Linked DNA regions of Homo sapiens: region 1 is linked to region 2. The links are chromatin loops, found by intact Hi-C in ENCODE. Cell type or tissue: endothelial cell of umbilical vein. All regions are shown on one strand. Links, peaks and the distances in the headings refer to the core of each region. The heading gives the core; the rest is flanking DNA. Region 1 overlaps SIK2 (salt inducible kinase 2). Region 2 holds the start of SIK2 (salt inducible kinase 2).

Evidence for each region. Hi-C counts contacts between places; a loop is a spot of excess contacts. Peaks named below come from ENCODE experiments on the same cell type or tissue, not always from the same donor. Only the 100,000 strongest peaks of a DNase experiment are listed, where the experiment ranks them.
Region 1: a loop joins it to region 2, with 5 times the contacts of the local background. A loop is called at or near these places in 21 of 110 quality-filtered maps.

What each region holds. Positions count from the first base shown.
Region 1 is chr11:111,700,319-111,716,762 of GRCh38, reverse strand. It overlaps SIK2 (salt inducible kinase 2), which reads right to left. Exons shown (of 15, transcript NM_015191.3): 5 at 15,753-15,877; 6 at 15,188-15,311; 7 at 13,340-13,560; 8 at 11,624-11,776; 9 at 4,388-4,552. It also overlaps a transcript of PPP2R1B not described here. Among named protein-coding and RNA genes, the nearest start is that of PPP2R1B, 58 kb to the left of the region's middle. In endothelial cell of umbilical vein, for the core only: no CTCF peak of the experiment used is centred there; a DNase peak (open chromatin) is centred at 9,522; H3K27ac peaks cover 1,557 bases.
Region 2 is chr11:111,593,054-111,609,497 of GRCh38, reverse strand. It overlaps SIK2 (salt inducible kinase 2), which reads right to left and starts at 7,049. Exons shown (of 15, transcript NM_015191.3): 1 at 6,800-7,049. The coding sequence starts at 6,934. RefSeq lists silencers at 6,284-6,443, 6,994-7,433 and an enhancer at 7,524-7,663. In endothelial cell of umbilical vein, for the core only: CTCF peaks have their summits at 4,912 and 7,361; DNase peaks (open chromatin) are centred at 4,917, 5,587, 5,807 and 7,247; H3K4me3 peaks cover 2,192 bases; H3K27ac peaks cover 1,306 bases.

The DNA of each region.
Region 1 (16,444 bases), core at 5,725-13,724, 100 kb before region 2:
CCCTGAATTTACGGTTTTACTTAAATTGTCAGTTTATACATTTATTTTCTCATCTAGACTACAAGAGGAATTATGTCTTTTATTACAAAATATTTGCTGAGTTCGATTTTATCCTGGGACAGCTAGAAAACAATGACTTGATTTTTCATTGATCTGATTTTTCTTCTTCTTTTTTCTTTTTTTGGTGAGACAGAGTCTCACTCTGTCGCCCAGGCTGGAGCGCAGTGGTGCAATCTGGGCTCACTGCAACCTCCATCTCCCAGGTTCAAGCAATTCTCCTGCCTCAGCCTCCTCAGTAGCTGGGATTACAGGCACGCACCACCATGCCTGGCTAATTTTTGTATTTTTAGTAGAGTTGGGGTTTTGCCATGTTGGCCAGGCTGTTCTTGAACTCCTGACCTCAGGTGATCCACCCAGCCTCCCAAAGTGCTGGATTACAGGTGTAAGCCACCGCACCTGGCCAGATGTATATCCTTTTCAGACCTTGTGTGTACTACCTTTGTCATAAAAAAAGTTATTAAAAATGTAAGTAGACACGAAACACCTCCACTGTGTCTGCATTTTCAGGGTCTACCCTCACAGTTCCCTTCTGCTATCCAGCTATGAAGGGGGTAATTCGGAAAATCCTTTTATTACATTTCAAATAAAAATGCTAAAAATGGGCTGGGCATGGTGGCTCATGCCTGTAATCCCAGTACTTTGGGAGGCCAAGGCGGGCAGATCACCTGAGGACAGGAGTTCGAGACCAGCCTGGCCAACATGGCAAAACCCCATCTCTACTAAAAGTACAGAACTTAGCTGGGTGTGGTGGCAGGCGCCTGTACTCCCAGCTACTCAGGAGTCTGAGGCAGGAGAATCGCTTGAACCCGGGGGGCGGAGGTTGCAATGAGCTGAGATCGTGTCACTGCACTCCAGCCTGGGTGACAAGAGTGATACTCCATCTCAAAAAAAAAAAAAAAAAAAAAAAAAGCTAAAAATGACTCAAGTGTGCGTGTATATGTATGTATATAAAATTCCTTATTAAAAAGAGATACTTGAAGTAGATTTATTCTACAAGGTTTATGCATCTGCCCTCCCATATGGCCCCCATGTCATCTGTGGATCTCAGTTCCTGTTTGGAACACCTGATCCAACCATTCTTATCTAGAGTTGGGCAACTATCTCAGAAAGGCAATATTTTTTTGAAACTGCAAACCAAAGTTTCCATTCAGACTCCCCAAGGGATTTTACTGACAATTTTAAGCACTGAAGATTTCTGGGAGGGAAGGAGAGCTGAAGTCTCTTTGAGATGCACAATACCTGTCCCCAGTTGAGAGGAGAAATGCAAGTATCAATACATGCAGCAATGAAGCATCAATCAGAAAACAACAAATGGGTGTTACAGTAAATGCACATGAGGCAGTCTCAATAAAAAGGGAACTGTGTCTCTGATAAGTTTTTCTGTGTGTGTGTGTGCACTTATTTATGGGCCCCAAGAAAGAGGTCTTAGGGAGGGAAGAGGGACAAGCGTTTTTGCTGACATAAATAAAACGGTCCACAAAGAAGCCCGGAGGATGTCTATGGCCTGACTGAGTGCCAGCATGGCATTGCCAGTGTGGGTGACCAGCTCCAGCGTGGCACTGCTCTTCCTACAAATGCAAATATACCATCTAGCTCCTGTCTATATCTTTTGCAAAATCATTCATTTCCTGCCTGTTTTCTGGTTACAGTAACAATCACAAGCTTTAAAAATAGCTTGCCCTATATAATACAGCAGTCAGTGCCCAATCTGTGTTTTAGGCCTGATGCCCTCACAGACAAGCCTTTAGTCAACTGCATTTTAATTCTTTTGAGGGAATTACATCTTTAAAATAAATGAATGATGCTGCCTTAATTTATGTCTAACTTTCTGAGTGGGACTGTAGTAGCAACCACAGACAGAGAAGAAAGACTGTCCCTAGGCAGTGGACTCATCCTTAGGGGCCCAGACACTAAATCCTTTCGGTCAACACTGGCTTGTGGCAGCCTCGCACTGAGCTGCCTGTTGTGGGCTACGCTTGGCTGAACTCATGGTCGGCCTTCTTGAATCTGCCCTGCCTTTAGTTCTCCATTTCTGAAAATGGCTCTCACCCTCCATCTAGGCTCAAAATCTTGTTACTGGTTTGGACTTCTCCCTAGACCTTAATAGTCTATCAATTTTATCTGCACCATCTCTATCTGCCACTATTCTAGTTCAGGCCTCATCACCTCCCTCCTGGACACGTGCTCTAACCTGTCTTCCTGGTCACCAGTTTCTCCCCTGCACCGGGGCACACACAGTGATATGCAGGCTAACTTTCTGATGTGCAACATGGATCCCAGAGCTTCCTTGCTCAAATATCTTCAGCAGTTTCCTACTCCCCTAACAACTGTTCCTTCAGTTGTTTCAACTGATACCAAACCCTATCCCCATATTGAAAGCACTCGCTTAGGGAAAACATCTAAATTTCTTGGCTTGCCATTTAATGCTAACCTCCTCCATCTTTATTTCACACAGCTTCCCTGCATGTGCCCTTTTCCTCAGACCATCTGAACCCTTCTCTATGGAGATGGACTTAGGCTTCCCTAGTACTTGCTTTTTCAGTCTTGTCTCCACTGTAGACATCACTCCTCACCCCCGGTTTCCAGCCACCTGTCCTGGGTCTACCCGTCTTTCAATCCTCAGTTCTGACAGTTAAACCGGACTTTCCTGATCAAACAGCTAAAAGCAACTTCCCCTGCCTCGTTCTGATTTATACTTCCTTAAAGGACTGATCATATTTTATTTATTTTTTTTTTGAGATGCAGTCTTGCACTGTCGCCTGGGCTGGCATGCAATGGCACGATCTCGGCTCACTGCAACCTCCACTTCCTGGGTTCAAGCAATTCTCTTGCCTCAGCCTCCCGAGTAGCTGGGATTACAGGCGCCCGCAACCTCCCCAAGCTAATTTTTGTATTTTTAGTAGAGACGGAGTTTCGCCATGTTGGCCACGCTGGTCTTGAACTCCTGACGTCATGATCTGTCCGCCTTGGCCTCCCAAAGTGCTGCGATTACAGGCGTAAGCCACCATGCCCGGCCCATATTTTATCTTTTATCAATTTATTCAGCACCTGGCGCTGTCTTTCAGTATGTATAATGTTTCTTCTGCTAGGCTATAGTGGACTCTGGAGAGGCAGAGTTCATGTCTCACTCATCTTTTTATTATCTAAAGAGGCTAAAAAGACAGGAAACCATTATTTATTATCTATAATCTGTCCCAAACCTCACACACATTATCTCAATTAATCCTCATAATAGTCTCATAAAGTTGGTGTTCTCCTTTTATATAAGAGAAAACTGAGGTTCAAAGAGTTTTGTTACGTGGCCCAAGTTCACACTAAGAGGAGGTCTATTTTGAACACGCTCCAAGACCTGTGTTTTCTATGACACTCTACTACCCATTATTATGATCTTCTATACATCGCTTATGCTAAGTATATATAATACACATTGGAAGTTAAAGAGACATCTATGAATGAGAGAAGCTGTCATCTTCTGTATCCTAAATGCCAACTTCATTCCACATACTAACTTTTATTTTTATTAATTTATTAATTTTTTGAGATGGAGTCTCACTCTGTCACCCAGGCTGGAGTGTGGTGCTGTGATCTCGGCTCACTGCCACCTCGGCCCCCTGGGCTCAAGACATTCTCGTGCCTCAGCCTCCTGAGTAGCTCAGATTACAGGTGTGTACCACCACGCCTGGCTAATTTTTTGTATTTTAGTAGAGATGGAGTTTCACCATGTTGCCCAAGGTGGTCTGGAACTCCTGAGCTCAGGCAATCTGCCCGCCTCGGCCTCCCAAAGTGCTGGGATTACAGGCTTGAGCCACTGTGCCTGGCCCAGCACATTAACTTTTAAACATTTCCAAATTGGACAAAAACACATGTATAACTGATCACAAAAGACGGCCCATCATTTTGTACCTGAGGTACCTATGCAGAAGAGCAGCAATAGTAATCAAATAAAGCCCAATTTGGCATGAAAGTTAATTTTTTTGTTTTCAGCATTAATTTGTTAGGGAAAAAACAAACAAACAAACAAACCAAACACTTGTGAGAGATCTGGAAACTTGAAGAGAGAAGGAATTAGTGAGCGAGAAAGACAGGGAGGACTTTTCAGAAGTCCACGAGGTCTGACAAATTACGTAATGGTCATACTGGTCATAATGATAAACACTGACAAGAGTTGAGCCTGGACACTGTTCTAAGGTTTTTCTCCACAAAAGCATCACTCCTGAGTGACTTAACGAAATGATAAAGTTCAATAAAGCCAAAGTACAACACTTGTGGACCAAACTGAAATCTCTCGCCAAACTGCCAGTTCTGAGACTCTCAAACATAGCCGTACCTTTGGAGTGTCCACACACTCTTCTTCCATGAATGCAGCTTCCGCCTGACAGCCAGATGCTGGAAATGAAAAGGCCTCCACGTTGGATGCCTGGGGGAGGAGGGCAGATCGCAGCAGCCTCATGTTCGGTGAATGCATGGTCACTGGGAGCCCCACAGTCTGTGCCTGTAAATATGGCAAGAACAGACAGTTTGGGAACATGAATACCTTCTCTATAAATACACAAAGTTCTAAGAATAAAATAATTCTTCCTGTGGCAATTAAAGAATGAATATTTATTTATTGGAAACTCCAGAAAGATTTAGTGAAATATATACATGGTGCAGACAGTGATCTGAAGCAGACTCAGCAATCGGTTACTCTGAAAGAGGTCGTACAGAATTTCATTTCTGCCTCATGAGGGGATGCTTGACTTTCACGCAGGTGACGAGAAAGCTAGCTTTTGTGAGGAATCAAGAATGTTCCTCGTTCAATTCAACAAACATATTTGTCTCTTTCTTTAAATATAATACCCAGACAGATAAAGAATAGAAAAATCTTAGGAGCTCAAAATTAAACCAGGGACAGATATATACACACCCACAAGTAACTACAACACAAGGGACGCTGGAGTCAGTGCTGTGTCTCTGCCTGCCCTACCCGCCTTTTTGGTGTAGGTGAGATGGTAAATATTTATTGGTAAGGGTGTATGCGAAGAGGAAGAAAGAGAAGCAGCAGTCACATGGGGTGACAGGAACATCTTCCTTCCTTCAAGGAGATGCACAGCCTGGACTCAGCCTGCTGGCCCAGTGGAAGGAGAGAAGCTTACTGCAAGCTACGCTTACTGCAAGCTATGTTTTTGAAGTCAACCCACTATAGAAAGCTCCTGATGGTTTGAAGTCTGTTCTCACGTCTCGTTTGTTAACTACTCTAGGGAAACAAGCATTACAAATGCTTCTTTTAAAAAATCATTTAAGGCCAGGCGCGGTGGCTCATGCCTGTAATCCCAGCACTTTGGGAGGCCGAGGCAGGCGGATCATGAGATCAGGAGATCGAGACCATCCTGGCTAACATGGTGAAACCCCGTCTCTACTAAAAATACAAAAAAAAATTAGCTGGGTGTGGTGGCGGGTGCCTGTAGTCCCAGCTACTTGGGAGGCTGAGGCAGGAGAATGGTGTGAACCCGGGAGGCGGAGCTTGCAGTGAGCCAAGATCCCGCCACTGCACTCCAGCCTGGGCAACAGAGCAAGACTCCGTCTCAAAAAAAAAAAAAAATCATTTAAAAGAGAATTTTTCCTTATGACAATTGGCAAAAATTGATTTTAAAGATGAAGCTGCTGAATGATCCTTTCATCACCATCCCTTCAAAACTACCAGAATAATTTATTAGATGTGTTTTGAATACAACAGGCACTGCACCACATCTGAGAAAACAATCATCATACTAGACTATGAAAGGCAGAAGGACAGCCTGTATTTTTCCGGCTATAGTTATTTCAAGGGATACAGGATGGTGAATTTTAAACTCAAACAAATCAAAGGGACAAAATGGTATGAGATTCTAGCTTCTCCTCTACCAAGACCTGAGTTTGATTCCTGGCTCCATCACGTACAAATTGTGTGACCTTAATCAGGTTTCCTAACCTCTCTGAAACTTATCTTCTTCAACTGTGAGAGCACAATGCCAACTTCACAGTGAAGTCAGGACTGTAAAAGGTAACATGCAATGTCCTTAACTCAGTAACATTAATTCCTCCTTTCCCCTTCTTCCTAAAGCCTTCAAATGATCACAAGAATGTAAGAATTAGTTTGCAAAATGAATGCAGTCTCGTTCTCAAATACTAACGGTTCCTAGTTAGAATCTTGGATTGATGATTTTCAAGGATGGGGGGATATGTTAGAAATATATTTTATATTTGAATATACTCTGAATATATTTTCAACATACTTTATATTTGGTATATTCCAATATTAATATCACTGGCTATACTGTATAAGATAAAGTAGCATTAGCAAAGTGTCAGAATGGTATGGATGCCCCAAAACAAATAAACAAACAAGTAAACAACTGCATACCATTCAGAGTGTGATAAAGAAATAGCTTTCCTTGTGTTGTCATTCCTCAAGCTTATATTCTGTGCCACTTCTGATGTTAAACAACTTTTTCTTTTCAAATATCAGGCTTTTAAATTATCTAGCTACTATGTAAAATTTTTATCTAGTCAATATGTAAAATTTACACTTCCCACTAAAGTATATTTGCTACATTCTTCTTACCCCCATCAATAGCTTTTCAATCAAAGGATAAAACTGAAGAATTGATTTCTACTTCCCAACTTTATTAGACTGCTCCTTCTCTATGAAGGTAGTCTGAATTATTAGGGCAACGCATGACTGGGGGTGCTATATGGAAATGAGATGCCCATGCCCTAACTACGACACACTGCTCCGTCCCTGACTCTCACTAGCTCGGACGCTTTAAATGGCCAGACGGTGCTGTGCCAGACCAAGCGTAGCACATAGTCCTTGACAGTGTTCACATCCGACCTGGACTACTACAACTGACTGTGAACTCGGTTAGAGGAATAACAGACAGGATCAAGGAATAACGCTTTTTGTTGTGACAATCACTTCCTAGGAAATATGGTGGGTTTTAGGAGTCTTGTGATCACTGAGGGGACCAAAGGAGTCTTTTTGGAACAAGAGAGGGTATAAATATACAGACAGCATGCTCAGCATTACACAGTTGATTAGCAAATATTAAATAAATAGATGGTCAATATCCCAAGGAAGCAGATATTATCAAGATATTCTTTAAGAGTGTCAATACGCAATGATTATGTCCAACAAATTGTGATCACTCTTTAGACCACATGTTTAGTGCTTTGAATCTCTTCTTTGGACTTTGTGCTCTCCAGAACCATTAAAATGAAAATAACGTTCTTTCCTATGGGAAAATCGTTGCTATTCCAATAGGCAAATACTTGTTATGACCTGAATTGTGTCCTGCCAAAATTCACAAGTTGAGCCCCTCACCACTAATGTGGCTATATCTGGAGACAGGGCCTTGAAGAAGGTAATTAAGGTTAAATGAGGTCCTGAGGTTGGGGCCCTGATCCCACACAGCGGGTATCCTTATAAGAGGAGGGAGAGACACCAGAGATCTTTCTCTCCACACTTGCGCAGAGAAAAAAGCCAGTGAAAAGACAGCCAGCTACAAGCCAAGAAGATAGGCCTCACCAGGTAGCAACCCTCATGGCACCCTCATCCTGATTTCCGGCCTCCCGAACTGTGAGAAAATAATTTCCGTTGTTTAAGCCACTAGGTCTGTGGTATTTCGTTACGGCAGCCCTAGCAAACAGGCACAACCTGTTGTGAAGGGCAACCTCTAAACAGTAATTAAAGAATTGGAGGTGATTGTTTCATTCTTGTTTGTTTCCAGCTGATGGAAACTTGCAGTGGAAGGACTGTTAAAAACAAGTGGTTAGGCCAGGTGTGGTGGCTCACTAATTGTGTGACCTTCATCAGGTCCTGCAATCCCGACACTTTGGGAGGTCACGGTAGGAGGATTACTTGAGCCCAGGAGTTTGAGACCAGCCTAGGCAACATTGCAAGACCCTATCTCCACAAAAAAATAAAAAAATAATTAGCTGGGCGTGGTGGCATGCACTTGTGGTCCCAGCTACTTGGGAAGCTGAGATGGGAGAATCGCCTGAGCCCAGGAGGTTGAGGCTAAAGTGAGCTGTGATTGCCACTGTCCTCTGGCCTTGGTGACACAGCGAGACCCCATCTCAAAAACAAAACCTCCCCCAAAACCCCACCAAAATTAGTGGTTAGAATGTATGAGAAAAAAATATGACGTATTTTTTCTAAATAGTCTCAACTCAATTAGATCTAATACTTCCTGCATGTTATACAGCAAACATAAGCACTCCAAATCTAAGAGGGGAATCCCACTGTTGTCTAAATAATAATAATGAGTACTTTATTTATTTTTTTTTATGTTTTACTTTTTGGGACAGAACCTCACTGTGTCGCCCAGACTGGAATGCAGTGGTGTCATCTCGGCTCACTGCAACCTCTGTCTCCTGGGTTCAAGCGATTTTCCTGCCTCAGCCTCCCGCATAGCTGGGATTATAAGCACGCACTACCATAACCGGCTAATTTTTTTGTTTTTAGTAGAGATGGCATTTCACCATGTTGCCCAGGCTGGTCTCAAACTCCTGGGTTCAAGCAAACCACCTGCCTTGGCCTCCCAAAGCGCCGGGATTACAGGCATGAGCAACTGTGCCCTGTCATAATGGGTATTTTGTAACTAGGCTATGAACTTCTTAAGGGGAGCAACTGTTTCCAGGGTACTTCTGAAGCCACAGTGGCTAGGACTGTGCCTGGCATGTCAGTGCTCTATTTGTTTAACTAAACTCCCGGTACAGGTTAACTAACTGTATCTTGGTAGCAATCTAATGAAGTACGTATTGCTGTTCCCACTCTGTATTTAAGGGCACAGGAACTCAGAGACGCTGACTTGCCCGAAGTCACTCAGCTTGGTGTGTGGAACCCAAGGTCTGCATGATTCCACAGCTCACGTTATCTTTGTATTGACTGGATCATGTTGTTTCCTCAATTTTTTTGCTACTATATCAAGAAACAAGTGATTTGCCACTTCTTTTAAAAAAATTAGAACATCAAGGAATTAAAGTGAGAAGCCTTTACTAAAACTTTAGGCACATTTATATCCATAAAAACAGAAGTCTATTTTTTAACAAATTCAACACTAAAACTCAAAATGTGAAATCTCTGAGAGGAGGGGGCCTGTTGCTCAGCATCCAGAAGGCTCTCAGGCAAGCATGTGAATGAGCATTGAAGACTCCATTTGAAGTAGAAGCATTTTCAGTTACACTAAGCAGGTTCCATTGAGACTTGGGTCAATGCATAAAGTAAAAAGGACACAGAGTGCTTGGTAATTTAAAAAATTATCGAACATAAGAAGTCACGTTTATGTATCTGAACCCTAAGCCAAATTAAATATAATTTGAGATATGCCGGGGAATTTGCTCATAGTCTAGACATGAAAGGATATCGTGTACAATAACACATGCACGTGCTCAGGAACAACTGTTTATATAACCCCTCACCACTCCCTCACTTGCGTAATGTTTAAGAAGAATAAAGAGACTTGGCAGGGAAAGCCTGCTGGCCCTGGGGGCTTTCCAGCTTCCTATCCTTTTGTCTAGTGGCATTTGCAAGAAGGAAAGAGTTCCACTACGTCTTACATGTTTTTCATTTTATCTCCTTCTTTCTCGGTCTTGAAAGCAATACCATTCAACTTCGAAGATTTCCAAGTGCTCAAAGATACCCTAACTCAAGTGTCTGGAACTATATGGACACATTATTTTACTTACATCTGTATCAATACTTTTTTTTTTTTTTTTTTTTTGAGACGGAGTCCTGCTCTGTCACCCAGGCTGGAGTGCAGTGGCGGGATCTCGGCTCACTTCAACCTCTGCCTCCCAGGTTCAAGCGATTCTCCTGCCTCAGCCTCCCAAGTAGCTGGGACTACAAGTGCTCACTGCCACACTCGGCTAATTTTTGTATTTTTAGTAGAGACGGGGTTTCACCATGTTGGCCAGGATGATCTTGATCTACTGACCTTGTGATCCACCCACCTCAGCCTCCCAAAGTGCTGGGATTACAGGTGTGAGCCACCACGCCCAGCCAATACTCTTATTTTATATATAAAGTACGTATAACAAAATATACCATTTATCTACTAAAATCAAGAAGATTTAATTCCCTTTTTTAAAACATACTCTGTAGATGCCAATGCAAAATTTTATTATAATCCTGTAAATTTTGTAAAACTGCCAAAGAAATACAAAGTCAAAACTCTCCTGCCCTTATTTTTGTTTTGAACAAAGTCAGTTACAGAAGTAGACAGGAAAGTCAATGGAGCATACTAACCAACCATTCATCTCAACCTCTGGATGATTCCCAAATTTCTAGCCTCAGCCTCTCTCCTTGGATCAAGATCCACATCTTCCTCCTGAGCAACTGAGTTAATGCCACCCCTATCTTCTCAGGCTCTGGCTCAAGAACAGAGTCATCTCTAAGTCATATTGTCCCTTCCTCCCCAGCAATTATTTATTACTTTATATAACAAGTACTTACATAGCACTTACTATGTGCCAGGCATATAGTATTTCACAAATATTAACTATTTCACAGATATTAACTAATTTAATTGTCATAGCATTCTATTATTATCCCCATTACACACTTGGGAAACCAAGGCACAAAAAGACCTTAAGAAACTTAAAATGTCACATAGCAGGAAGTGGCAGAATTGGGATTTGCTCCAGAGTCCCTGCTTCTAACCACCACACTGAGCTGCCTCTCCGAACCATTGCTAACTTCATACAGAGTCTACCTCTAAGATGGTTCTTATACTTGCCCCTTCTTTTCTACTTCCAACAGTGCCATATGAGTTTAAGCCTTCGGTATTTCTCATCTCTACTGTAACACTCTCCTAACTGCTCTCTCCAAATTTCTTCTTTTCTCTATCTGACCCATCCTTCATAATGCTACCAGATTAATTAGCTTAAAGCATCGATAGAATTTTATCATTTTTCAGCTTAGCAGCCTTCAGTAGGTCCTTGTTGCTTCTTGAATTGTAAGTAAACTCTTTACCTTGGCATTCAAAACTCTTCACAATAATGCTTCAACTCACCACTGACCAAGTCCTCCCCATCTGTGAAGATGTGTCTTACATGCCATTCCCCCTGTTCAGATGTGCCCCTCTCTCCCCTGTCCCTGCTCTGCTACAGCTCTCATCTTTCCCTATTTTGAATGATGGTTGTTTATGATCTTGTCTTATTTCATTTTTATAGCGCGATGTCTCTGAGGGCAGTGACTGTAGTTTATATATCTTACCCCCAACAGTGCCTAAGAATAGAAGCTCGCACGTGGTAAATCTGTAATAAAAATTTGTTAAATGGAATTGAATGTAAAGGCTAGTGATAGTAATTCTCAACATTGTGAATGATGAAAACAATTTTAAAAAACTGTTTGAAATAAAGTTAACCCTTAAAAATGAGGAAGTGCTAAAACATTTGAGAATCTAGTGAATGGCAGGCAGAAATTTTACAGAAAAACGGAGTGTAGAGGATGAAATCCTAACCCTGTGTATAAGATGAAAAATGTATCAAACATGTGAACAGGCACATGCACAGATAAGACTCTCAGCTAAGGGGGCATTACCTTGGCAACTGTTTGCTCAGCAATGGTGCTAGGCCGACGCTGGCGGCCATCAAGTCTCTGCTCCACTGGGAAACTGCTCCGATGTGATTTCAGGCGCTCCACCAACAAGAAATAAATGGCAGCAAAGTGGTTATAGCTCTTGTTCTGCAAAGACTGAAATAAAAAACAAGTGGTAAAGGCAAAGAACTGTAAAGACCAATGCAATGATCTACACATGCCTAAAAAAAAAGAGGAAAGAAATTGTGTGCTCTTAAAAATAGGGTGAAAAACAAAGTGTCTCAAGATGAAAGCTGCTCCAAAAATGTGACTGGAAGGCAGAAAACTTCAAGTCTCTAGTATTAATTATATAAAGGATGATCCCTTTAAATGGGTTTACCAGCCCTTTAACATTAACAAGATCCATTTATTTTTCTCCAGTCAGAGAAAATGCCATCATTGTCTCATGTAGACATTCCCCAATGCTGCCATATGGCCCCATCTCATAGCTGTAACGGTGGTGTAAGGTCAGTTAGCAACCTGAGCCCGAGGCTCTAATTCCATGGCTTCAACACAAATCTGAACCACTGAAAACTCTGAAGTGAATGGTTAAAGTATGTGGAGAACTTTCTGTTGATTATTTTGGGCTGGAGAATGGCATCTGGATGCTAAATTGAGAGACACTATGTCTCCGTTCTTAGGTAATTTTTTCCTCTTGTTTTTGCAGTCCCACCCTCTTAAAACCTTGAAAATAAAGTTGCTTCCCAAATGTTCACATCTCTAGCCTGCCAGCTTTCCCAGATATTGAGGGAACAGAGAAACAACTGCTCCTTTGGGTTCTAATTCCACCTGACAGTCGGCATGGGTGCTGTGCAGGGCACCAGGATGCAGAGCACTCTCAGCAAAAATCACAGGTCAGTGGAATCACACGCCCAGCTACTGCTCAGGATGCACTTCATGGACAAGTACAGAAAAACATCACTGGGCGCAAAGTGAGCAAAGCAGGAGAATCAGTTTGGTTTCACTTATGGCTACGTGGCGGGGGAAAGGCAGCACAGCCCGGAGCCTTGGTCTTTCACAGCAAACAAGGCGGCATTTGATATTCTTTCTTGTTATGTTTCTTCCTGAAGAGCACTGTTTGCTTTTTTACTATCGTAAAGGTATTAGAAATACGTATATCCTATAAGTATGCTAACTATTCGAGGACAGAAATAAAAGCCAAGAGGAATTTTCCAGGTTCATGACCCTTCACAGTTCTATGACCCCTAATACTTCCAAATCAGGAGCCCACCTGTTTTTGCCTTCTTAGTTTCTCCAGTTCACAATCTAAATCCCCTGGCTTTCTTAAACCTGATACCTACCCTTCTTGTTTCCTGCTTGGCCCTTTGCCTATCTGCACATTTACATTCCATACAAACTAGTTAAATACCTATGTAAAACTTCATGCTTCATCTTGGAAGAAACTTTCTACCTTGTATTTGTTAAGCTTCCATCTTTGCCTTTTCTGAGTCTTTTATAAATGCCTCCTCTTGAATGTTTTGGCAGATGGGGGCAAAGAAAGGAATTTAAGATGCTGAATAAAAGCAAATATAAATAGAGTCTGATGTCATCTATAGGGAACACTGAACAGTACGCCTAGGCGCTGGAGATACATGTGCTAAAAGACCAGGATGACAGGTGTGAGCATGAAATTTCAAGTAGCTAAGTGCAGTAGAACCCCGAAATCTCTGATCACTTTACCTCAATGGTTTTCTGCTGATCTATTCCAAGGCTGTGCATCAGTCGCAGAACCTGCTCATTAAACTCCCCGATGGATGGCTCATTTTCTTGCTCTTGTGGATAGAGAACAGGTCTCTGGACAGGAACTTCTATGAGCATCCATTTATGCTCCTTGATTTGGGCTATGGTTAGCCGTTTGGATGGGTCTAGGACCAACATCCTTCGGATAAGGTGCTCGCAATCTATAGAAAACACAATGTTACAAAAGTCACAAGAATCACCTTGCACTTCAGGGTTATTTGCTTGACTCATGTGACTTTGTACAAGGGTGTTAATCTTTGTATCCTCTACTGGAAAGCAGAAGGTCAAATGAATAAATGAACACATGCAGGCTACTTATATTTCTCAAGTTCACATGGTGAACAAATACCTAAGAAAAACAGGAGGGTGTAGGTCTATCAGATTCTGGGCTAAAGGAAACTTTCTACTGAATTTCACAACTGAAAATATCTAGAAACAGACTTTGGTTTCCACTAAAGGAAAGAAATAAGCCTCATTCCTAGAACAAGCAAATAATAAATCGATCCTCAGTCATATCTAATGCTGATATACTAAGGCTACGTAAGCGAGGCAAAGAGCTCTCCAACGGGCTGCTGCTCTCCTCCACATCACTGTAGCTGAGAAAAGTGTACATAAAATATTACTTACTTCTGACTACACCAAGAAAACCGCACTGCTGCAACTTTGAGCACTAGCATATTCTCTGAGCTGACATGATGCTCTTCACTCACACATAAGGTAACCTCCTGTCACTATATGGCAGGCGCTGTGCTAAGTGCTTTACACAGATTATGCCTATTTATTATATTATTATTGGAGACAGGGTCTCAGTCTCTTGCCCAGGATGGAGTGCAGTAATGCAATCACAGCTCACTGTAAGCAATCCTTCTGCCTCAGCTTCCTGAGTAGCTAGGACTACAGGTGCATGCCACCACACCCGGCTAATTGAAAAAAAACTTTTTTGTAGAGACAGGGTCTTGCAATATTGTGCAGGCTGGTCTCCAACTCCTGGCCTTAAGAGATCCTCCCGCCTCAGCCTCCCAGACCACTGGACTTACAGGTATAAACCACTGCACCTGACTGACAGATTAATTTAATTAAACCTTACAACACCCGTGCGGTAGGTGCTATTGTTATTTCCATTTTATAGATGGGGAAATTGAAGCAGATAGAGAGGAGACAAAACTTGTGAAAGTCATATGGCCAGTAACCAGTGGACTCAGGATTAAAACCAGGCAGTCTGGTAGTCTGCCTTCACAGTCCATGCTCTTAACTATGAAGAGTTATTATTTCTACTCTTAGTAGAAAGAACAGAGTTAAGAATGATAACCAAAATGAAACTAAGGGGTAAACTTAACTGCTATCTAGGTAACAGCTCAATACACGACAGGCAGGGATTATGGCATATCATCTGAATTTAGCAGAGTTTTGCCAGTTTGGCTTTTTATTTAATTAAAAAAATTTTAATTTTATAAAGTTCATTTCATATTGGAGTAAAATGGTTGTGAATCTGTATCTACAAAGGGCTTCGTTAAATCTAAAATAAACCTGGGACATTTATAGACCCAGAATGAATGAGAAGACATGCTGCTCTTAATCTGGGAAATGCTGTGTGTTTAGTTACAAGTAGAAGGCTGGAACCTGTCTCGCCTACATAAAGGAGGTTGCTTCTTTCTATAGCTTTTAACCTACAGCTCAGTCACTTTATTTGGCACCCAAACTCTTAGAAAAAAAGAAGCTTTTACCTAGGCATTTCACTTGGAGCACTAACACTGTAAAACACCATTAATAAGATGAAAAGTTGATTACCTTCTGACATGAAATACGGAATCCGGAATCTTCCTTCCAGAACCCTCTGCCTCAAAATTGGAAGAGTCGGTCCATCAAAGGGCAGAGCTCCACAGACAAGGACATAAAGAACAACTCCCATACTCTAGGGAAGAAAACAATGCAGAGACTTTTCTACCAAGAACGTCAAACACTCTTTGTTTTCCTGAACATCCCCAGGGCTCTTGAAATCATATGGACTGAAAAATTCCTGTCTGGATTTATTATTTTCTCAGAATTTGAAAAAAATCCAAAACCCTGACTACTACAATAAGTATCTTATAATAAATACCAAAGAATTTGAATCTGATAATTTTGATTACTACTTAACTTTAAATTACTGCTGATATTAGGATGACAACACCTATCCTTAGAAATTCTTTCCTAGGGATCCATTTCAAGATGCTCTGAGTAATTATAGTCCAGTGGATGGGGAAAATATGAAATACTGCTTATGTGTTAAGTACCAGGAGCTTCTAAGATGGGCCAGAACACCAAGTATTATCAGTATAGATGCATTTAACAACACAGCAAAGCAAAGCAGTACCCAGATGTCCAGCTGTGGTCCTTCATACTGCTGCCCTTCAAAGACTTCTGGGGCTGCATAAGGGGGGCTGCCACACCATGTTGCCAGCAGTTCACCACTTTTAAAGAAATTTCCAAAACCGAAATCTATTAGGATGGAAATAAATGTTATTTTCATCTATGCTCTCAAACTATACTGCATTTCTCTGTAATAAATTTTCTAATATGCTATATTAACAATATCACTACTATTTACTGTGAGGACTGGGATGGCATCTTATCTTGTGATGTTTCCCTGGCATTAGCACAATGACTAGCAAATAGTACTCAAGGAATGTTGCTGAATGAATGTGTAAATGAATCAAGTTTTCTTCCCAAAGCGAGTAAGTGAGAGACTGGAAAAATACTTTATATCATGTGAAAGAAAATCAGCCTTAAAGTGGACAACCCAACTAGTATTTGATAATCTTAGAATTTCAATTACCTGATGACTGCTAAAGAGCTCTTTATCTTAAATGGTCTATAAGGAAAGAAACAAATGAGTAAAGCTCTAAGACATTCACCTAAACACAACTGAGTGACTGGCTGCCATTACCCCAGATATATAACCCTTGAAGGCAACTGAGTGCAGTGTTTCCTAAGTAACAACCCTCTAAGTGTTGGTCCACATATCCTGTTTTAGGCAGATAACCATCTGAATAGCTCATTAACATA
Region 2 (16,444 bases), core at 3,199-11,198:
ATTTAAAAATTAGCCAGGCATGGTGGTGTGCACCTGTAGTTCCAGCTACTTGGAAGGCTGAAGTGGGAAGATCACTTGAGCCTGGGAGGTGGAGGCTGCAGTGAGGTGTAATCTCGCAACTGTACTCCAGCCTGGGTGACAGAGTGAGACCCTGTCCCCCCCCCAAAAAAAAAATTGATTTGACTTTTATAATAGTGGGTAGGAAAAACAGATTGGGGGAAAAGGTAAATGGTCCGATAGTTATATACTCACAAAAATTAAACTGAGAATTTTTAAGATGATTAAAGAAGTGATTAAAAATAATCCCCTATCTTAAAAAGTATTTAAACAAATCAACAAAAAAGACAATGCAATTAAATGGGTCAAAGGACAAAAAAATTTATAAAAGGAATGCAAATCATCATCATATAAAACTGTACAAAGTAATTAAAGAAATGCAAATTGAAGTAACAAAATGTAAACATGTATTTGTTAATTAAAAATAAAAATAGAAAAAAATTTAAAAGTAATGAAGAATATTATTTTCTGCTATCAAGTTGGCAGAGATTTAGAAAATAATATTCCTGCAAAATATGAGTTCTTCCTGGTGAAAATTAACGGGTACTCCTTTTCTGGAGGGTAATTTGGCATCCTACACCGTAAGATAGGTAATGTACATACTCCTTGACCCAAGAATTCCATTGCTAGGCAATTACACTGAGGAAATAATTAGATACATGCACAAAGATGTATGTAGAGGGATGCCCTCTGAAACATTATTTTAGAAAGAGAGACAGGAAGATGGAAATAGACTAAATGTTCAGTAATAGGAAATTGATTAAATAAAATATGGATAGTCAAATGCACAAATACTATTTAACTATGCTTTACATAGTTTTCAAACTTACGGAAATGTTAACAACATGTTAAGTAAAAAACACAGATTATATGCATACATGACATCAATTTTATTACATACATATAAAATATATGTGAATAACTAGAAGAAGATGAACCAAATATTAACAGGCATTATCTCTGGGTCTGGAGAGTGGAAGTAAGGATGTTAATCTTCTTCTTTGGGCTTTTCAACAATGTTTACAATGAAGATGCATTGACTTCTATAACTGGGGGAAACCATATCAATACTATGTTTACTTTCAAGAAGAACTTAAAATAAATTTTAGTATTGTTTCTCAGTTTAATTCATCCAATATTCATCTCTTAATCTGTTTAAAGTATTTAAAAATTTTTTTAAAATGAAGTTTCTGATGGAATTTCCAAGTTTATCTTTCGATCTTCTAATATCTCAAAATGGATATATAGGCTATTTCTCTGTGAAGGATGGGAAAGTATTCTACACCAATGTTCTGAATAAAGAAAGTTTTATATAATTTATTTCGAAAAGATGGAGGTGGAAGGTAGAAGAGGTACTAGGTACATTAAAGCGGAAAGAACGATATCCTAATGAATTCTGGAACCCATTTGCCTCCAAGGAAATGAATCTGCCATCAGCAGTGGGTCATAAATCAAATGTCATCATGTGAATCCAAGAAGATAGGCCAGTTTCAGTTATTTCCAAATAATTGTTTTCTTAATTGACTGGTACTGAGATAGTATTTCCCAGAGGGTTTAAAATCAGAACACATTAAACTCTGTTAAAGTTAAAATTTCTACAGAATATAAACATTTACACAACTCTTATTTTGCATGTTTGTTCCCACTCCCAAAAAAGAGCAGATCATTTTGAACAATAGTTAGCAGAATACTTTGACAAATACTATTTGTCTGGGGTGCCAAAAACTACAGAAAAATTCTATGAAAGTATATATATTCCATGACAAATACAATTTTATTTCAATACAAAATTAAAGATCATACATAAGACTAGATACAAATATTAGCGATTGAGTTATTTGGTAACAAGTCCTTCTGTTGCACATAGTACAGTTGCTTCTTGAAATCTGGAATATTTCACAGTACAAGATTAATACCAAGACTACTGAAAGGAGTCTTAAAATTTTAAAGCAAAATAGAAAATTCAAATGTATTTTTAAAATGAGTTCTCTTCAAGAAACATCATAATCAGGGTGTAATATGCCTTTCTCTTGTTTCTGACTTTGCTATAAAAATGCAATTTTAATACCTTAACAATTCTGAAAACCTTTTAAAAATCTTACATTTTAAGGTGGTAAAGAATTAGGCCTAACTATAAAATCCCCAAAATGCACATGGAAAGCTTTTTAGCAAACAAATACAGTTTTCAAAATGTCCTTGTTATCAGTTTTGCATTCCAAGTTCTCTTAAGGGTAAGTAAGCAGCCTGACACCCACATGCCATTTTAATAAGGTCATTTTTAGAACCTCTATGAAATATCTTTATGATTCCACAGACTATACATTTACATGCTCTTTAGCTAAGCAATATGAGAGGTATATGGTGTTGAGGAAAACTCAAGTTATCTATTATAGAAAAGGTCTGAAAATAACTAGTTATGGTTATCTTTGGGGTTGTGATTTTATGGGGAATTCTTTTCATTTATTTATAAGTTTTTTTTTTTTTCTTTTTAATGAGACTGGGTCTTGCTATATTGACCAGGCTGGTCTCCAACTCCTGGCCTCAAGCAACCCATCTGCATTGGCCTCCCACTGTGCTGGGATTACAGGTGTCAGCCATCTAGCCTGGCCTCCTATTTATACTTTTAAATTTCTCAATAATAAACACGACAGATTTGGTAATAAAAATACACTACTCTTTAATGTAAAAATAATACCTTGTTACTTAGGAAATTTCCTTTTAGGACTTTACCAGCAATTTCTCCTCCCTAAAAAAAATGTAAAATGCACACTCAGTTATAGGCACAAAAATATTCACTGCGTATTATTTACTATAAACAAAAACTGAAAATTGCATAATATTCATTAATAAGGGAATTGTTAGGTAAAACGATATTCATCCACAAGGTAGAACACCATGCAGCTAACAAAAATGTTTTTATAAAGTTATATATAATAAACAAAACGCCTAGGTTATAATATTAAGTAGAAAAAAGAACATAATTTATATATATGTACCATGTGCTTTCATCTATGGAAAAAATGCATTTAAATAAAAAGACTAGTGCCATAATGTTAAGAATGGGTTATTCCCATTAGTGGAGGAATTATATGTATACTTTTTTGTTCACTATACTCTTATTTTTTATATTATAATAAGAGACTACTTCTTTATTTATTTTTCTTTCTTTTGTCCTGAAAGCAACAAGAAAGAAACTGTTTCTTAAATAGAATACAAAAACATTTAAGGATACAATTGGCTTTTCTAGAATTTTACTTAAGAGACAAAAAACTAGCTATACCACTAACTAGAAGGAAAAAGTTATTTCCTAATACTGTATAGTATTGATAAAATAAACTACTCAAGGACACTCACTGAATAGCAAACAAGCAACCACTATTGCCTCAAAGTTTAACAGCTGACATGCTATTATTCTTTTCCCATTATGCTAATTTTATAAAATTAGCATCTCTAATTCATAAACCACAAACTAATACTACAAAGCCTTTGCAAAGCGTATTAGGAAGCTGGATTCTACCACCACCTGTCTTCCCCTTTGGATGCAAAATTCACATCGAGATCTAACACAATACCACTTCAGATGATGATGTAATTATATTTCATAAACAATGTTAAACTGTTTGATAGATTCGACCAAAACGAAGATCTCTTTTGTCCACTATTTTTTTCCTAAAAGGGAAACAGACTTGAATCTCCCAAGTTCTGTAGAAATACATCATTTGTGAGTGATATAGAACAAGAGACAGAGAAGAACCAGTTAAAAATAAAAGGGTCCTAATTGCTCATTACATAGATGATTAAGCCCTAAAATTTGCCTCAGAGTCAAACTTGGGAAAAAAGACCTCTAAGTTTTAAAACACACAAACTTGTATCGATGTTAAAGCATAGTATATAAAGAAACTTTTATCGTCAATAAGTATAATTGTGATATTTTGCTGATATTATTTTTATACCATATTCATTGTTCCACTATAACTACTGTAGTATGTTCTGCCATGAAAACTGAATTTAAAACAAAAGTTTTAATTAAACATCTTATAGTTTTTAAGGTAGTTGTATTTATCAAAAACACACAAACATTTATCCAGTGAATGAACGAATAAGGATAAATAACTGCTGTAAAAAACATCATTAACAATGGAATTGTTACTCCCATGGAATACTTTAAGAAACAATTGGGCCAGGCGCGGTGGCTCACGCCTGTAATCCCAGCACTTTGTGGGGCCAAGGCGTGTGGATCACTTGAGGTCAGGAGTTCGAAACCAGCCTGGCCAACACTGTGAAACCCCGTCTCTACTAAAAACACACAAATTAGCCGGGCATGGTGGTGAGCGCCTGTAATCCCAGCTACTTGGGAGGGTGAGGCAGGAGAATCGCTCGAACCCAGGAGGCAGAGGTTGCAGTGAGCCGAGATCGCACCACTGCACTCCAGCCAGCCTGGGCAACAAGAGCGAGGCTCCGTCTCAAAAAAAAAAAAAAAAAATTCAGAGCAACTTTACAACCTAGAGATCCAGAGAACTTTTCTGTTCAAAGATTGCTTTGACATTTCACTTATCCCTCTCTACCTTAATATCTCCAATCACACCCACCAAATTACCACAGATACCCTCACCCATCTCAAATTCACACTATTTCTTTTTATATGTTAATAACAGCTTCTTTAGAAAAGCACAGGGAAATGGGTTCTGCGGACTAAACATTTAGCTTTTAACGTAAATCATTTTACACATATATACTACACACACGATTTAGGATCTAAGTCCTCTTTCACGATCTGACCGGTGCTTGTTCCAATTACAAATGAATGCATTGATCTCACTCTGATAGCCAAACCACGGTATTACTCCATAGTGCCCCCTAGCTCTTTAAGATATATTAGTTTAAAACGGACACCATTTGAATTGTCAACCTCAAAGTGTCAATCACTCCACTTAAGCAGCTCTTACTGTATTAACTAAATTTGACCTGATAAATAATAGATGACTTAATTAAATCTTGCTATTAATCCCAGTAAGAGCTGATGAGAAAAAAATATTAAGAACTGATGGATTTGGAATTCAACCACACGATATACTACAGTTCAAAAGTTTTGTAGAACCTCTCTATAACTCACAATTTGTTTGTTTTTAGAAAGTCATTAAGCAAGGACTCATAAAACATGCATTTAAAATGCCTTCTTTTATGTAACTTAAAGGGAAATGGCATGGCATAGGCCATGGCTCTTCAGAGGAATGGAACCAATTTCTTCATTTTAAAAAATGCTGGGATCAGATTAAGATTTAACAATATCACTATAGTCAAGTTATCATTATCATTACAAACAATCTAAATTGCTAACTGGTAAATCTGTGAGAAGAAAATATCTGACCTTGGTCCTGATTCTAAAAGATAAGTCAGATTTGGACTGGTTCAGGACCAGCAGGGGAAGGCAAAAAGTAAAGAAGACAGAATGACATATACCCCTTCCTTTTGGAAACGGGATTAAGCAAAACTTCTAAGTACAACTGCAACTCCAAAAATCACTCACGTTTGCAAGTGCCCTTCGCCTTACATAAGTCATTCTGAAAAGAAGTCCTACTTTATTCTACACTCAAACTCCAGTACATTCGTACTAACAAGGGAAAAAGCAGAATAGGACCAAAACTGGAGGGCAAACAAACAGGAAAAGGATGAAACTCCAGGAGGAACTACAATAAGGCAGAGTAGAGTACGTCAAAACCACTAGGTTTTATTCTAAAGAATGGTTTTGTTTCTACCGTTCTTCTAAGGTATTTAATTTGCACGTCTTAAAATAGAGACCCTGAGGAGAGCAGCTTGAGGCAGTGGAAGGAAGGGGGGCGGGTTAGGTAAGAACAGAGACTTGTGAGAGAGTATGTGCGGTGCATTAGAATGTGCAATGAAGAGGGTGCAGGATTCACCGTCAGGAAGCAGTTGAGGGCTTTATGAGTAGAGGCAGAATCTGATATGGTTTAAAGAATGCGTATTACAGCCAGAATGCACACCTGGTACAGTGACAACCCTAGACAAGTAGAAGACCAATCCACCCACCGTGCAAATGCAGAGATGACCATTTTAACCAGTTCTATTGTCTGGGGCATTAAATGGAAATGCCCCAGGCAAGAGATCAAGCTAGCCAGACACCAAATCAGAGACACCCTGGGCCAAAAGGAAGGAGAGGAGATGGACAGTGGCCGTGGGGGTATTCCCAGCCATGGGGCCCTTCCTCGTCGGGCAGGGGAGGGGCGCCGGGGTCACGGGGGCCGCACGATCCCCCATCCGCGGAGCCCAAGCGCAGGCGGTCCCCTCCTCGGGCCGGCGACGTCTCTCACGGCGCAGCCTGGGAACACCGAGACTTCCCCTCCCACCCCACCCCCAGCCGAAAGCAGGGAAGACGCGGAACTTGGGCTCCGGAGCGGAGGCCACAGACCAGGTCACGGCCCGGGTGGGGGGCTCTGGGCGAAATTCCGGGTGGCCACCGGGGGTGGCGTAGGGGAAAGCAAAGCCCCGGCTGGTTGCGTTTCCAGTCGGACGACACTCGGGTCCGGGTGCCCGGGCCCGATCCCTTCGCTGCTCACCGACCCCCTGCACCTCCTGGGTCCTCACAGTCCCAGGCCCGCTCGCCTCCGCCAGTGAGGCGGCCTCTCGGGTCTCCCCGGTCCCACCACTGCGGCCGCCCCTCTCGGTAAGCAGCTCCTCTCCCGAACCCTCGCCTCGGACGCTCCCGCCGAGCCCCGGGCCGCACCTCCGTCTTGGTGATCCGGTGCCGCCCCAGCTTCACCACAGCGAAGTTGCCCTTGCCCAGCGTGCCCTCGATGTCGTAGAACCCCACCCGGACCGGCCCGCGCTGCAAGTGCCTCGGGCCATCCGCCATGACCATGCTGGGCCCCGCTGCTAGACACGGCGGACAGGAGCGCGGGCGGGCGGGAGGGTTGGCAGCGCGGCTTGGCTTGGGCGACGGCCGCTCCGCTTGCTCCTTCGCTCCTTCGCTCCTTCCCTCCCGCTCCCCAGGGCCCAGCCAGGCGCGCGCCGCCGCTGACGTGCGCCGACGTCAGGGGGCCGGGGCAGGGGGGCGGGGGCGGGCCCGAGCCTGGATTGGTCACCATGGCGACCGAAGCACCGCCGACGTCGGCTGCTGGAGAGTGGGGGACGGCGCACGGGGAGGGGCGCGAGCCTGGCCGGCGCGCTCCTTCCGGGCTCAGACGCCCTCCCCTCGCCCCTCCGCCTCACCGCTGCCAGGGGCGGGGTCGCTGCTCGGCCCGCTCCGTTCCTCGGCCTTCCAGGCGAAGGGCAAGAGCGAGCCCTGGCGGACCGTGCGGAGGGGTGCAGAGACCTGGATGCGGCCTGCGATCTCCTTCCCCGCCCCGGCGTTCTCCGCCCACCCGGGGTCCTTCCCGCCAAAACCTCTCACCTACAAGTACAGCGCGTCCTAAATTTGGCACCGGCAAAGAACTGTGGCTGAGCAATGCGTTGCTCACAGGCTCCTTTCTTTGTGTCCTTTTCTCTTCTCGTTGCTATATATAATAAAACCCTCCACGTTTTGATGTCTCCGAGGAGTCATTCTGACAGCAGTGCAGTCGCTTATAGACTCACAGAATGTCAATGTCAGCGCTGAAGAGATCTTGGAGATCACTTAATCCAGAGATTTGGAGCCTCATGTGAGCTTCAGAGTTTGGAACCCCCTAAAACACAGGCCAGTTTTTGCTTATGTGAGCATGTCTCTGGGGAGATGGACCCGTAGCTTCTGTCAGATTCCCAAACGCGTTGGTGACTCTGAAAAAGTTTAGAAATATTTCTCTAATCCAATTTTTTTCCCCAAAGGACGAAGAAGACCTCAAGGAATAAAGGGAATTGCCTAGGTCACACAGGCAATAGTCGAGGTAGGATTATAAATCACACCACGCTTCCAAATGTGACTCAAGGAAACAGGGACAGTGACACCTCACTATTTTGAGATGTATCATATGCCTTTATATCTTGGTTTCTAAATACCATTCTCCACCTAAAGGAGCCAGACTCCGTGGCGAGATGGCTCATTCGAGGGCAGAGACAGGGAAAGTATAAAATGCCCTTGAAAGATCCTGCTCCTTAAAGCAAGGAGATTTCTTGGCTATGTCAAGGAAGATATGTCAAAAGAAAGCAGATGGCTCGAAGGTGCTCCCCCCTTACCAAATCTGAGACAGTTTGAGTATCAGGAATAAATAATGGGCCGGGCTTAGTGGCTTACGCCTGTAATCCCAGCACTTTGGGAGGCTGAGGCGGGTGGATCACCTGAGGTCAGGAGTTCAAGACTAGCCTGTGTGAAACCCCATCTCTACTAAAAATGCAAAAATTAGCCGGGCGTGGTAGTGGGCGCCTATAATCCCAGCTACTCGGGAGGCTGAGGCAGGGAGAATTGCTTGAACCAGGGAAGCAGAGGTTGCAGTGAGCCGAGATCGTGCCACTGCACTCCAGCCTGGGCGACAGAGCGAGACTCTGTCTCAGTAAATAAATAAATAAATAAATAAATATAGAAATTGATTCTAACACATTGAATTTTTTAAAAGAATCGTAGAGCATACTTACTTTTAAACAGAAAAATAAAGAGGGGAGAAGTGAAATGACGGTGGAATGCCAACTAATATATGTTAGAAGAAATGACAATTAGCAAATCATTTGGCAGCCATTACAGTAATAATGGATTCAGACAATTATCAATAGATGTTAAAATCATTGAATAAAATTTGGCTGGGGAACAAGATATTTGCACAGTCTTTGGATTTCTTATTCATGATAAAGGGTTAACAAGGGTACCTCTACAGTGGAGAAATCTGACCGACACTACCCTAACCAAATGATCAAAGTTAATGTCACCAATTATGTGATAAAATGACATGATGTGCCTCCAGATGTGAGGCACTGAGGTTACAATATCTCTTAAGTAGTATTCCTGTCAAAAATGCATATTATGATCTAGAAACATCAGAAAGATGCAAACTAAGAAACATTCTACTCAACAACTGACCTGTATCCTTAAAAAACATCAGTGTCATGAAAGTCAAAGAAAGGCTGAGGAACCATTCTAGATTTAAGGGATTTAAAAAGGCATGGCACTAAAGGCAACATGTGGTCTTGAAAAAACATGCTATAAAGGAATATTTCAGAACAACTACTGAAATTTGAATATGGATTACATATTAGATAAGATACTGTTTCAGTGTTAAACTTCTTGAATTTTATAATTGTACTGTGATTATAAGAGAGAGTATCCGTTATTAGGAGATACACACTAAACAATTAGGTATAAAATTTTTGGCCGGGCGTGGTGGCTCACACCTGTAATCCCAACACTTTGGCAGGCCGAGGTGGGCATATCACTTGAGGTCAGGAGTTCAAGACCAGCCTGGGTGGTGGTGCGCCTGTAATCCTAGCTACTCTGGAGGCTGAGGTGGGAGAATCGCTTGAACCTGGGAGGCGGAGGTTGCAGTGAGCCAAGATCATACCACTGCACTCTAGCCTGGGTGACAGAGTGAGACTCTAACAAAAAACAACAAAAAAAAACCTTTTGATATATGCAACTTACTGTCAAGTAGTTTAGCACAGATAGATAAGGCAAATGTGGCAAAGTTTTAAATTGATAAAATAGGTAAAAGGTAGGTAAAAGGGTATGTGGTAGATCGTTGTACTGTTCTTGCAACTTTTCTGTAGTTTTAATTTTTTAATGAAAATTAATATATTGTGTATTATTTTATTTTAAAATTTATATATATATATTTTTTAGTGCAAGATGGCTTTTGGGCCCTCCACTGCTCCCTGTGCTTCTGCTTTTCACTCTCCCCAAGCAATACCTTATTCTACCATGAGGTATGTTGTTTGCAAAAGTGAGGGGAGAAATGGGGGAAAGCTGTAAGGCTGATCAGATTTCTGAATTGATGGGAGTGGTGTATGAGTGGTCCTCTAACTAGTGAGAGGTATTCTAATTAGGCTAGGAACCTACATATGTATACCAGTTCAAAAATAGTTCCCATGTGCATTTTGCCACTTAGATGATTGTATTTTTTTTTTTTTTTGAGGTGGAGTCTTGCTCTGTCGCCAGGCTGGAGTGCAGTGGCATGATCTCAGCTCACTGCAACCTCTGCCTCCTGGGTTCAAGCGATTCCCCTGCCTCAGCCTCCCAAGTAGCTGGGATTACAGGCACGTAGCACCATGCCTGGCTAATTTTTTGTATTTTACTACAGACGGGGTTTCACCATGTTGGCCAAGATGGTTTCGATCTCCTGACCTTGTGATCTGCCCGCCTTGGCCTCCCAAAGTGGTGAGATTACAGGCGTGAGCCACCGCGCCCAGCCAGATGATTGTATTTTAATTGTTCTGGGGGTGGGTTCCTTTGGGAATCTGATGAAAAGCCACTTAACCAAGAACCAGAAAATACGCAGGGAGACCCACTACAGTGAACAACCTCATCCTTTAAAGTATACCTGTTGAATGGAAATGGATTCATTTGAGTATTTAAATTAGATAACCAGGCCAAACACCTACTTGCACAGTCTGGGAATAAGAATTGATTTGGGGCTGGAAAGAAGAAAAAGGGAGGACAGAGAGTACCAAAAGGTTTTGGAAAGCTGGAGTTAGTGTGAGCATGCTGGGTGTCTACAAGTTAGAGAACAGGAGGCCAGAAAGAGGGAAGAGACAGAAGGGGCTGTGCCAAAAATCAGCCTTACTCATGTGGAAATGCAGTGGGCGTGCTACTCAGCGTTACTGGTAGGCTGTAAATGAAACCCTGAAGAAATACATATATGTGGACTAATTTAGAATACTGCAATCTTGGATTCTGTGATTCAACTCTTTCCTTAATCCAAAAGACCTACTCATCCCTGTCCTATTTCAACCCTGCCTGTCTCTTATGTATTTTTGTTTCCAATTAAATGATAGCTGTATACATTTTAGCAATTATTAATATTATCCAACTCCTGCTTTCCTTTTCTCTTCCTCTCTCCCTCTTTCTCCTCTTCTTTCTCTTTCCCTACACACACACACACACACACACACACCATCCTCAGGAAAAAAGAATAAAGATAAGAGGGAAAAGGAGAAGAAAGAGAGCTTCATACAATCCCCATCTTTCTTTTCCGTCTCTGGTTTTAGTATCAGTGAGGGAAAGCACTCTAGTCACCAAATTCCTTTTTGCTTGAGCTTTCAGATGCAGCATTCCCAGCTGATGCTGTGGGTCTATGATATTTAGCATTGAGTTGGTTAAAAAATGTTAACAGAACACTTTAAAAGGTAAAAAGGTGTACACAGAGAAAGAATTAAGTAAGATAGTGAGAGACTTAAGAATTAATTCTATAACCTACTTAGAATAAAGTGGATTATAAATAAATATGTGGAATGAGGAGACGAGTTAGCAAAGAGGTAATGAAAAAGTGATCTGAAATGTGAGGAAAGAAGACTTCATGGCTCACAATTCTGTATATTATTTTGCTGAAGCAGACAGCCTGTGAACCTGAAAAAAAGATATGTACCATTTGTCTCCCAGCTACTGGGGAGGCTGAGGTGGGAGAATGGTGTGAACCCAGGGGGCGGAGCTTGCAGTGAGCCGAGATCGCGCCACTGCACTCCAGCCTGGGCTACAGAGTGAGACTCTATCTCAAAAACGAAACAAAACAAAACAAAACAAAACAAAAAACTAGGCTTAGGCCTGGATTTAGATTTAGTTCAAATAAAAAACTGATGAAATCTTTATTAGACAACTTTGCTTAGAAAAAGTAGATTACAAAGCTAGAATGAATACTTTGCCTCTTATATTAACAAAGACAGAAGTACACAAGAAAATCCAAATCACTGACCTGTGCTCATTCCAAGGGCTTCTTATTAGTATAAAGTACAGCTATTCATGAAACAAACATCAATCAGTCAGGTTAATCAACATGTGGATGCCACTACATGTAAGGTACCATTATGGAAATAAACTAGAGGATTGAAGTTATTTAAAGAAAACTTTCTTTAGTACTTTTATTTTTAAAATAGCTTTATTGAGGTGTACTTAATATATAATGAGATGCACACATTTAATATATACCATTTGATGAGTTTGAACATATGCATACACCTGTCAAACCATCACTACAATCAAAGTAATAAATATATCCGTTACCTCCAAAAGCTCCCCACTGCTCCCATGTTTGTGTGCCAGGAGCGGGGGGCTGGGTGGGGGTTGGTAAGAACACTTGAGATCTACTCTCTTAAATTTTTTAGTGTACGATACAATATTATTAACTATAGGCACTTTGTTGTTCAGATCTCTAGAACTTATTCATCTTGAATTACTGAAGCTTTATACCCATTAAACAACTTGCTATTTCTCCCTTCCCCCCAGCCCCAGGCAACATCATTCTATTCTGTTTCTATTAGTTTGACTATTTTAGGTAGCTCATGTGAGTGGGATCATGCAGTATTTGTCCTTCTGTGACTGGCTTATTTTATTTAGCATAATGTCTTTCAGGTCCATCCACGTTGTTTCATATGGCAGGATTCCCTTCTTTTTTAAGGCTGAATAATATTCTGGTGTGTGTGTGTGTGTGTGTGTGTGTGTGTGTGTGTGTGTATGTATATTTCTTTCCATTCATCTATTGATAGACATTTAGGTTGTTTCTATATCTTGGTTATTGTGAATAATGCTGTAATGAACATAGGAGTGCAGATATCTCTCCAAGATCCTGATTTCAACTCCTTTGGATAAATACCCAGAAGTGGGATTGATGGATCATATGGTAGTTCTATTTTTAATTTTTTGAGGAACCTCCATACTGATTTCCATAATGCTGTACTGATTTACATTCCTACTAACAGTATACAAGAGTTCTGATTTCTCTATATCCTTGCCAACACTCATTATCTTTTTTTTTTTATAATAGCCGCACTAACAGGTGTGAGATGCTATCTCATTTGGGTTTTGATTTGCATTTCCCTGGTGATTAGTGATGTTGAGCACTTTTTCATATACCTAGTGGCCAATTGTGTATCTTCTTTGAAGAAATATCTATTCAAGTCCTTTGCTCATTTTAAAATCAGGTTATTTGTTGTTTTTTTTTCAATTGAGTTGTAGGAGTTCTTTATATATTTTGGATATTAGGCTCTTATCACATATATGGCTTGCACTTCTTTTTCTCTAATTCCATAGTTGCTTTTTCACTCTGTTGATTGTTTGCTGTGCAGAAGCTTTTTAGTTTAATGTGGTCCCACTTGTCTATTTTGGCTTTCATTGCCTGTACTTTTGATTCCATATCCAAGAAATCATTGCCAAGACCAATATCAAGAAGATTTTCCCCTACATTTTTTTCTAGGTGTTTTATAATTTAAAGCCTTTCATCCATTTAAGTCTTTAATCCATTTTGAATTGATTTTCTATATAGTGTAAGGGTCTAGTTTCATTCTTTTGCATGTGAATATCCAGTTTTCACAGCACTATTTGTTCAAGAGACTATCCCTTCTTCATTTTGTATGGTTGGCACTCTTGTTGAAGATCAGTTGACCATATATGTGGAAGTTTATTTCTGGGCTTTCTATTTCTTTTCATTGGTCCGTATTTCTGTCTTTATGCCAGTACTATACTGTTTTAATTACTGTAGCTTTGTAATATATTTTGAAATTAGGAAGTGTGAGGCTCCCAGCTTTTTTCTTCTTGCTCAAGATTGGTTTGGCTATTCAGAGTCTTTTATGGTTACATATAAATATGCATTTTTTTTCAAGCACACATGGAGGATTCTCTAGGATAGATCACATGTTAGGTAACAAAACGAGTCTTAAAAATTTTAGGATGACTGAAATCATGCCAAGTATTTTTTCTGACCACAAAGGAATGAAACTAGAAATCAGCAGAAGGAAAATTTAAAAATTCACAAATACACGGAAATTAAATAACACACTTCTGAACAATCAATGGGTCAAAGAAGAAATCAAAAGGGAAACCAGAGCCAGGTGTGGTATGTGCCTGTAATCCTTGCTACTTGGGAGGCCAAGGTGGAAGGATTGCTTGAGCTCAGGAATTCAAGGTCAGTCTGGGCAACATAGTGAGACCTCATCTCAAAAAAGGCAGGTGGGGAGGGGAATAAAAAATATCCTGAGACAAATGAAAATGAAAATACAACATGCCGGAACTTATGGGATGCAGCAAAACCAGTACTAAGAGGGAGGTCTTTAGCTAACCATGCCCTAGTTTGGTTTTATCTGTGATGGATCTTCTCTAAATGAAAAATGTGTGACTCTCTAATTTTTTAAAAATAATTTCAAAATTTTTGTATCTTCTCCCAGATGACAACTTTTCTTAGGACCTTAAGTTTGAAAGGGATCTTAGAGAGTATCATATGAGTCCATCTTCCTATCTGAAACATAAATTTCTAAATATTTGATGGGTGACATTAAGCCTTGCTTTACTGCTTCATGCAGGAACCCAATCTATTGTGAGACAGTTGGCATCAATGGAAAGCACTTCCTTATTATTGGTTTCATATCTGCTTCTAACTTCTGCCTATAGATTTTAGTTCTTTTCTCTAGAGCAAGACATTACATACACACACACACACACACACACACACACACACACACTCACACACATTCTCTCATATTCTTTCTTCAGTTTTCCAGGCAAAAGATTCCCAACTTCACTGTCTAGCTGACTATTTTTACCCTTATTTTTGTGCTTCTCTAGACACTAGTTTGTCAATGTCTCTCTTAAAATACTGTTCAAAAAACTGAACATAGTAGCCCAGGTGTAGTCTAAGCAGTACAGAATACTGGCCACTGACCAGTCGCTCCTTTGATCTGGACTCCATGTTCATATTAATTCAACCAAAAATTGGGCTAGTTGTCGTTTTAGTAGCCACATCCCACAGTTAAGACCAAGGCGAACTAAAACCCTTGGGTCTTTAAAAATAACAATTATTATTGTATTAAGTCACCCTTATAGTTTTCTTAGGCAATTGATTTTTTAAAAATATAAATGGAAATTCTGATAGTTAAAATGTCATCTTGTTGATTTTGCTCCTTGTTCCAGATAAAATAATCATTTTGATTCTTTGCTCGCCACCTATCATATTACCTAATTGTTAGTTTTCTAAGCTGTCCACAGATTCCACCAACATGTTTTCTATATTTTTATTGGAGTCATTGTACTTGGAGTCACTCCTAGTACAAATGTATGGCTCATAGTAGGTTCATGACTGTGGATTGGTAAACTGGTAAATAGGGCAAAGTCTGGGCCGCAGTCCTAGACCTGGCCACTAAACATCTTCCAGTTTAACTTCCATAATTTATTGGTCCACCTTCATTTGATTTTTTTTTTTGTTGTTGTTGTTGTTTTTACTTTTATTTTTTGAGACGAGGTCTTGCTATGTTGTCCAGGCTGGTCTCAAACTCTTAGGCTCAAGTAGTTCACCTGGCTCAGCCTCCTGAGTAGTTGGGACTACAGGCATGAGCCACTGTGTCTGATTTGGTTTTTCATATAACTCTGAGTTACAGGAAGATTCTATATTCATGCTTCTGGAAAAAGATTTTAAAGAGGGGTCAGGTGTGGTGGCTCACGCCTGTAATCCCAGCACCTTGGGAGGCTGAGGCAGGTGGTTCACTTGAGGTCAGGAGTTTGAGAGCAGCCTGGCCAACATGGTGTCTCTACTAAAAATACAAAAATTAGCCAGGTGTGGTGGTGTGCACCTGTCGCCCCAGCTACTCTGGAGGCTGAGGCAGGAGGATCACCTGAGCCTGGGAGGCAGAGGTTGGAGTAAGCTGAAATCGCACCACTGCAATCCAGTCTGGGCGACCTAGCAAGACCCTGTCTCAAAAAAAAAAAAAAAAAGATTTTAAAGAGGCATCTTGACCTTCTAATACCAATAATTCAATGTGTAAGCTACTTAACTCTCACTTACTTTCCCCTTAGTTCATTCCTATTATTGGAGTATTTTACTAATCTTCCCACCTCTATTAGATCATGAATTTCTTTTAGGGTAAGGATCATATCTTAGTAATTTTTGAAATTCCAAAACTTTTTAGCAGAATTCAGCAAGTGCTGTTTAGTTTGACATTTATTGCATTCATGTGCTAGCCATCGTGGTAGACACATACAAACATAAGTCAGACACAGTCCTTGCCCTTGAGAATTTTTTGGTTTAGAGAGGGAGTTGTAAAATCCAACTGCTTAAGTGTGAACTTTGGCTCTGCTACTTACTAGCTGGTGACCTTGGGGAAATTACTTAACCTCTGTTTGCTTGAATTGCTGTTAAATAGTGCTAAATAATAGTGCCTACCTCAGAGGATTGTTGTGAAGAAGGTAGACACACAAACAATTTTAATGTAATGTGGTGAGAGCTAAGATGAGAGATTTGGACAGAGAGCTCAAAGGAGACACACTCAGCTCAGT